Regions from separate parts of the Mus musculus genome. Here region 1 is linked to region 2. Evidence: chromatin contacts called from ENCODE Hi-C or POLR2A ChIA-PET data. All regions are on one chromosome and are shown on one strand. Each heading gives the region's core, a stretch centred on a gene start or an enhancer-like site at or near the end of the contact. The rest is flanking DNA. Distances are from core to core; before and after follow the strand shown. Region 1 holds the start of 1700019J19Rik (RIKEN cDNA 1700019J19 gene). Region 2 holds the start of Sesn3 (sestrin 3).

What was found. A loop is a pair of places that touch in the nucleus more often than their neighbours do. ChIA-PET counts read pairs that join two places held with the same protein, here RNA polymerase II (POLR2A).
Region 1: a map of left cerebral cortex shows a loop between it and region 2 (1.9-fold over the local background). The contact joins the promoter of 1700019J19Rik here to the promoter of Sesn3 in region 2. A Hi-C loop is called at or near these places in 2 of 37 maps with a recorded cell type or tissue (both left cerebral cortex). POLR2A ChIA-PET finds 5 or more read pairs at or near these places in 2 of 5 experiments (Patski and embryonic stem cell).

What each region holds. Positions count from the first base shown.
Region 1 is chr9:14,088,649-14,091,729 of GRCm38, reverse strand. 1700019J19Rik (RIKEN cDNA 1700019J19 gene) reads right to left here and starts at 1,653. Exons shown (of 4, transcript NR_166640.1): 1 at 1,269-1,653.
Region 2 is chr9:14,274,334-14,277,684 of GRCm38, reverse strand. It overlaps Sesn3 (sestrin 3), which reads right to left and starts at 1,384. Exons shown (of 10, transcript NM_030261.4): 1 at 1,056-1,384. The coding sequence starts at 1,133.

The DNA.
Region 1 (3,081 bases), core at 404-2,903, 190 kb after region 2:
GAATTGTAGCATGATTTGTACAAACAATCCCCTCTGACGTGTTTGTTCTCTGGAGTCCCCTGGCCTGGTAATTCCTGAGTCAATTTCAGTTATCGCCATGGTGGCGGTTATTATGGACTCCTTAGAAATGACAAGTGTTGGATAGAACATTCTGTTTTCTCTCTAAGTAGAACATACTTCTAGAATCTCTGAATCCTCTGGAAATAGAAATGAATCATTTGTTCACACATTTACTCCACATACAAACATTCAATGGGCACATGCTCTGTATACAATCTTGTCAGTTGAAGAGAGATAGAGAGATAATAATAGCTCTTGGGACCTCAGGCTTCTCAGAGAGGCTGGCCTACGACTAGCAGAAGGTAGAATGAAAGTGTGCCTGAACTCTCTCCCTCTCCGTCTCTCCCTTTCACTTCCTCTGTCTCTCCCTCTCTTGCTCTCTTTCTCTCTGACATCAAAGCTGTGGCTTCTGACAGAATCTTTAAGAGGCCATTCAAACTGCTTCCACTGTACTCAGGGTAGATCTGTGGAGAAGTTTGCTGGGCTCTGGGACAAACTCCCCTCGACTTTCTCTGCTCAAGGAAAAACAGGAGGGCTCACAGGAGCTCACTGCCATGAAAAGCAAATGTGTTAAGAGGTTGTTGCCCTGTGGCCTCTAGGAGCCTTCCATCCCCTTTGTCCTCACTGCTTCTCCATGACTGTGCCTTGTCCATTCCTTCTGGAACACATTGTTACGTCCTCTTTTCCAATGGCAGGGGCTGTGCTGAGGTAGAGCTGGTTCCCTTCTACCTTGCTCCTTCCCCACCTGGAACTCAGCTCTCCTCTTTGTAGGGAATTTCGAGCACTGAATAGGCAGCAGCCCCCTCCATCCTCACAGAGAGCACCAACAGACCTGGGGTCTCACCATGGTCATCCAGAACCCATGTAAACCTTCATGAACCTTTTCAGCAGGGCTTCTAGACAGCTGGACTTGACCCAGGAGGGAAACAATCTCTAGGCATCTTTGGTAACAGCCATCACTTTCCACCCCCACAAATTTATTTTTAAATCACTCTGAGATATGCATGATGATAAGCAATGTGTGGGTGGAATGATTGCTGTTAGTCAGGTGCCTCTTCTTTCAGGAAGTGCTCTGTAAATATCTTGGGGCTGAAGTAGACCCTCCCGCTGCTGAGCCCCTCTCACCATCCATCCAAGAGAAGCTTTCTCCTTTAGGGTCTCTTTCTCCTGCATGTATAACCTGGAACTATGCGCCAGTGTGAGTTTACCTTCTCCATCTCTCCACTCCGGAGTAGGCGACTCCAGATAGGACTGTGGAGTCCTCCATGATGACAAGAGACCTGTCCTGGAAGACCTTCTGGGAAACCCAGCGGAAGAGCCGTGGACTTGTTTGTGGATAACTGGTTGGCTCAGAGGATTCCAAATCCCAACCATGAATTTTTCCTTCTGAACCTATCATTAGGTCTGATTTTGTGCCAAACCAGTTCTGAAGCAAGACAGTGTAAGCAAGCCTGTTCATTCACTGTTATTTTTAGGGCAGATCTGTTTCTCATTGACTGGGGCCCACTGGGCCCCTCCCTTGCTTTGTCACACTCAGGACAGTCAGCTTGGCAGCACACCAAAGACCATGCTTGCCCAGAGGTGCCCTCGCCTGCCTCTCCTGACTGGCGGGTACCGGCCTGAGCTAAAGCTGCCTTTGTTTTGTCACAGTGGGTTATTTTTTCTTGGGCTTGGATGGCTCAGCAAAAGTTATTGGACGCTCTGCAGGGTACAAGCGCCGAGCAGCACAGTTTATATTGGAACTGGTGTACACTGTTCTAGTATTCGTGGGCAGGGGGAAGGGTCACACACAAGTCAGTGCTGTCTGATTCTTAAGCTAGGAGCCCTTCCGCAGTAACAGTAGTGCTGATAGGAACAGATGAGCAGGGGGAGCAGATGAGCGGGGGAACCAATAAAGCATAGAACAGACACTTGCTTGTCTTCAGCAGTAGCCACCCTCAGGCATCATGGGGGTGGGGGACGAGAGACAACAAAAAGAAAGTGATATTTAAATCAGGTCAAACACAGCTACCACCTCTTCCTCCCCTCCCTCCTTGCTCCCCCAGCCTGGAATCCTCTGTCTGCTCTCATCTTCTGTGACATCAGCTGTCTCCTTTGCCACAGAGAGTGTGGAATTTGAGCTTTCATGCCTGGCTTAATTTGCTCAACCTAATGAGCTCTGCTTCCGCCCCCGCTGCCACCCATTCTTTTCCTGGCTGCATAGTATTCTGCTGCATGCACGGACCGTGCTTTTCCTATCTATCTATCAGGTAATGAGAACTGAAGCCGTTTCCATCTGTTCGTGGACACTGTGACCGATAACCCAGGAGCACAGGAGTTGATTTAATGTCCTTTATATGTTTGTTCATATTGATATTATGCAATGTTTATATTAATGAAAATACCACTTGATATTCCATTAATGTGTTCAATTTTATATTTTTTTTAGCTAAAGTTAGGAGGTCAATCTAATTTAAACTTAAAAAGAAATAGTAATAAGACAGGAGAGATGTCTCCATGGTCAAGAGCACTGAATACCCTTCTCAAGGACCTGGGTTTGATTCCCATCACCCAAATAGTGGCTCATAACCATCTGTGTATAACTCCAGTTCCTAAGGATCTAACACCCACCCCAAGCATCCATGGATGCACAAACATATGTACAGACAAAACACCCATTCAAATAAAATAATATTGGTATTAATGCGTGCGCGCATACACACACACACACACACACACACACACTGCTTCAGTGCTTCTGTGGGCCTGCTTTCCCCTCAGGGTCTCCTCTTTCATCTGTGTCCTACTTTAAGTGTCTGCAGAGCTGTCTACAACTCCTGACATTCCTTTCTCAGAATTCCCAGGGACTTCCCTCCAAGACTGTGTGTCTTCCTGTCCTCCATCCTCAAGGCTGCTGAATTCCTGGGAATGATCAAATACGCATGTACCAAGAACCTCACACAGACTATGAGGTCAGTGAAGTCAGAGGAGCAACTTCATCCTAGCCCAGCCTCAAGTACTTTCTGGGGTGGGAGGGGGTGG
Region 2 (3,351 bases), core at 135-2,634:
CTCAAATAAAATAGGAGAAAGGAGGGGGAAGAACCAGCTCCACGGCAGGGAAAAGAGGCTTGAAAAACAACTTTGATTGGCACTTGGCCTGACCCACAGAGGAAGAAAAACAGTTTTTGGACAAAGAGCGCAAATATTTGAGCTTGCTTATTTATGTGCTTGCTTGTTTTTCCTAGGACATAAAGAGCAATCCTAAATTGACTGTAGATAGGAAAATTGACAAAAACGGCACCATATTCATCTTAGCTCTCAAATATGCACAGCTCAGCAATTTTAATTCATTGGTGCTGGACAAACAGAAACACCTCACCTAATGATTTCATTTCATGCAATGTAAAAATAAGAGTGTAAAAAAGAAACAGATTATATTAGTCAAGGAGGCTATTCAGATCTTATTAAAACCTCTTCTGCGTCTACAGGGACATTTTGTCATCCTTTCTCTCCCTGCATCCCCATCCCCCACGGGGCGATTAAGCCAAGTAAGCTAAACAATACTGGAGTAAACTTTCTATCAGTCACTCTGGAAAGCAATAAGCCAATCCTGGGTCGGATTTTCTCGATCGACATCGCGGTGGGGGATGATAAGGAGGGCGAACCCAAGTCGTCTTCAGCCTCCACCTCCACCAACCCAAGCTGAAAGCGCTGGAAGATCGAACAGCATTTCCTATGGGTATAAAGTTCAAGATGCCTTCATGGTGCCTTTCGGGACCCACCAAGAGAATGTCAAGAGGCGGTGCCAAGGCACCGTAGGCCTGGCAGAAGCGACCCAGTCGAAGAAAACACCCCCCCAGAGTCAGCCACCGGGGAGAGGCAGCCAGTCTCCTGCAGACCAAACTGGTTGCTGTGATTTCAGGCCAGCCTCCATCCCCAGCCGAGCCGGTTCCTCCCAGCATCCCAGCATCCCTTCAGCCTCGGGGCAGACCCGGCGGCAGCCCAGGGGCCGGGCGCAGGGACCCGCGGGGGGACACTTTGCCTCTCGTCCCCCCTCCCCCGCAAGCGCCGCCCGGACCCGGACCGTGGGGAGCGCCTCGCCGCCGGACGCGGCCGCGCCGTACCTTCCGCAGCACTTTCCGGCAGTTGGTGCAGAGCAGGTAGTTGGCCGAGGCCGACGCGCTGCTGCCACCGCGGTTCATCGCGCCGGAGCCGGGCTGTCACCGCGGCCGCTAGCGAAGGGCTGCTTCAACGTTCTCTTCTCAGGGGGTCGGGCGGCAGCGACGGCGCAGCGGCTGCCCGCGCGAGCTCGGCGGGGACGGCAGCCGCGGCACTCAGCGACCCGTTGTTCCTCCCGCCCCCATCGCCAGACCCCCGCCCCGCCAGCCAGGACGAGCAGCCGCGGCCGTCTCAGCTTCTCAGTGCGGCCCCGCCCCCGAGGCCCGCCGCCTTCAGGGCAGCCGCGCTGGGCACCGCCCCCTCCCGCCAACCAGACGGCACCGGCAACGCCCCCTTCTGCACCCGCATCCAATGAGTGGCTCCGGCCAATCGCGGGAGGCGAGAGCAACACGAATCTCCGGGCAAGTTAAGTTTATCTCCGAGGCTCGATGCTGAAGAGTGACCCTGGGTTAGTTAGGTAGTGGGGTGGGAGGGACTCCAATCTACCAATGAGAAATGGAGGTGTGGTGTATGCAAATTATCAGGAACTCTAGCGCCACCCTCAGGACAAGCCACGCCTCTCTGCAAAAACCGTGCAGAATGGAGAGTGAGATTAAATAGCTGGAAGCTAGAGCTCGCTAGAGGATCTGAGACCTAGCTAAACATTTCCTGATCTCTCGGGAGTGGGCCGGGTGGACGCTAGAACGTTCCTTCCTCCGGGGCAGAGATTCAGCTTTCTCTCCATGGATCTAAATCTAATAGCTGTGAGGAAGACTGCGGTCTTGCAGCACTTTGCTCCCACAGATCTCAAAGAACTTTATGTTCTTTATGCACTCTGTAAATCTGGTACGAAAGACCAACTACCTACGGCTGTAGAGTTAGAAGTCTACACAGCTATTGGAGTTGGAGACCCGGAGACACATCTTTGGTTTAGGGGTTTTTCCCTCTCTCCGACGATCGTTCTCACAGCAAAGAAAGTTCGTTTATCATGAACAAGTCAGAGATTGATACACACACACACACACACACACACACACACACACACACACACACACAAATCCTGTGGGAGGCCTCTGGTTAGAAACTTGCAGAGCACAATCCCTGCCTGTGATGGAAGGTTTTGAGTACGAATTGCCATTTAAAACGATTGGACTGGACCTTCCTCTCTCAAAACTGACAACGGTGAGTCAGGGTTTAGCTTCTATGTTCTGGAGACAGAAGGCATAAGTCACTGAGGAAAGCTCCGGCTGGCCAGATGCCCAACCCAGGCGAGTGAGAGAGCCAGGTACTCCGAGGGGCCAAACACCAACCCCGGACTGCAGACCAGACTCTGGCTGCCTGCTCCCCAGTGAGAACAAAGGCGGTGCAAAGCGAGCACCTGATTGGCTCAGGGTGCTCACCGGTGTCGTGGAGCCCATGATAGGGTGCTTCTGCTACTGGCGCAGAGCACCAAGCTCCCAAGAACTGCAGTTCCCCAGCCGGCCTTGGCGGTGACCACACCGCACTGCGTGCTATGACATCACCTGTTTTCGCTCTTGAGAACCTAATCTGTATTCTCGGCTTCTCGTTTTCTAAAGGTCTCGAGTGTGTCAGGAATTGTGAAGGCCTGCAATTTGTAGAATGTATCTGTGGAGATGGTTTTAAAGAACCGACCCACTGGTTTACTTGTATTGTTTTTCTTGTATTGTTTTTAATTTAACATACTACCCTGTGTTAGGAATTTTGTGTACTATGATGTAAAATCGGGAAGGCGCTGTTGGAGAAGCCTGCACGGTTAGCATAACAAAGCCATTAGACCAAACTGTTGTTCAAACTACCAATCTCTTCCATACTCAACATCTGTCTCCACTCCATCTCTTTAGAGACCTACACCTTAAACAAGCCTACACAAAGAACAAAGGAGATGAAAATCTGCCCGCACAGGTTTAAACAGACTGAACAACCTCAAGGGTCTATCTAGGTGATATGGTTAGGTGAAGGTCCATTTAGCTAGTGATAGCAAAGTGTGGTCTGATGCTGGGTAGACCTCCATAGTCTAGAACAGCAGTGATTTGGGTAGGTTGCTAAAAATTCAGTTAAAAGAAATGGTAAAAGTTGCTTGGCATGGTGGCGCACGCCTTTAATCCCAGCACTCGGGAGGCAGAGGCAGGCGGATTTGTGAGTTCAAGGCCAGCCTGGTCTACAAAGTGAGTTCCAGGACAGACAGGGCTATACAGAGAAACCCTGTCCAAAAAAAAAAAAAAAAAAAAAAAAGAAAAAGAA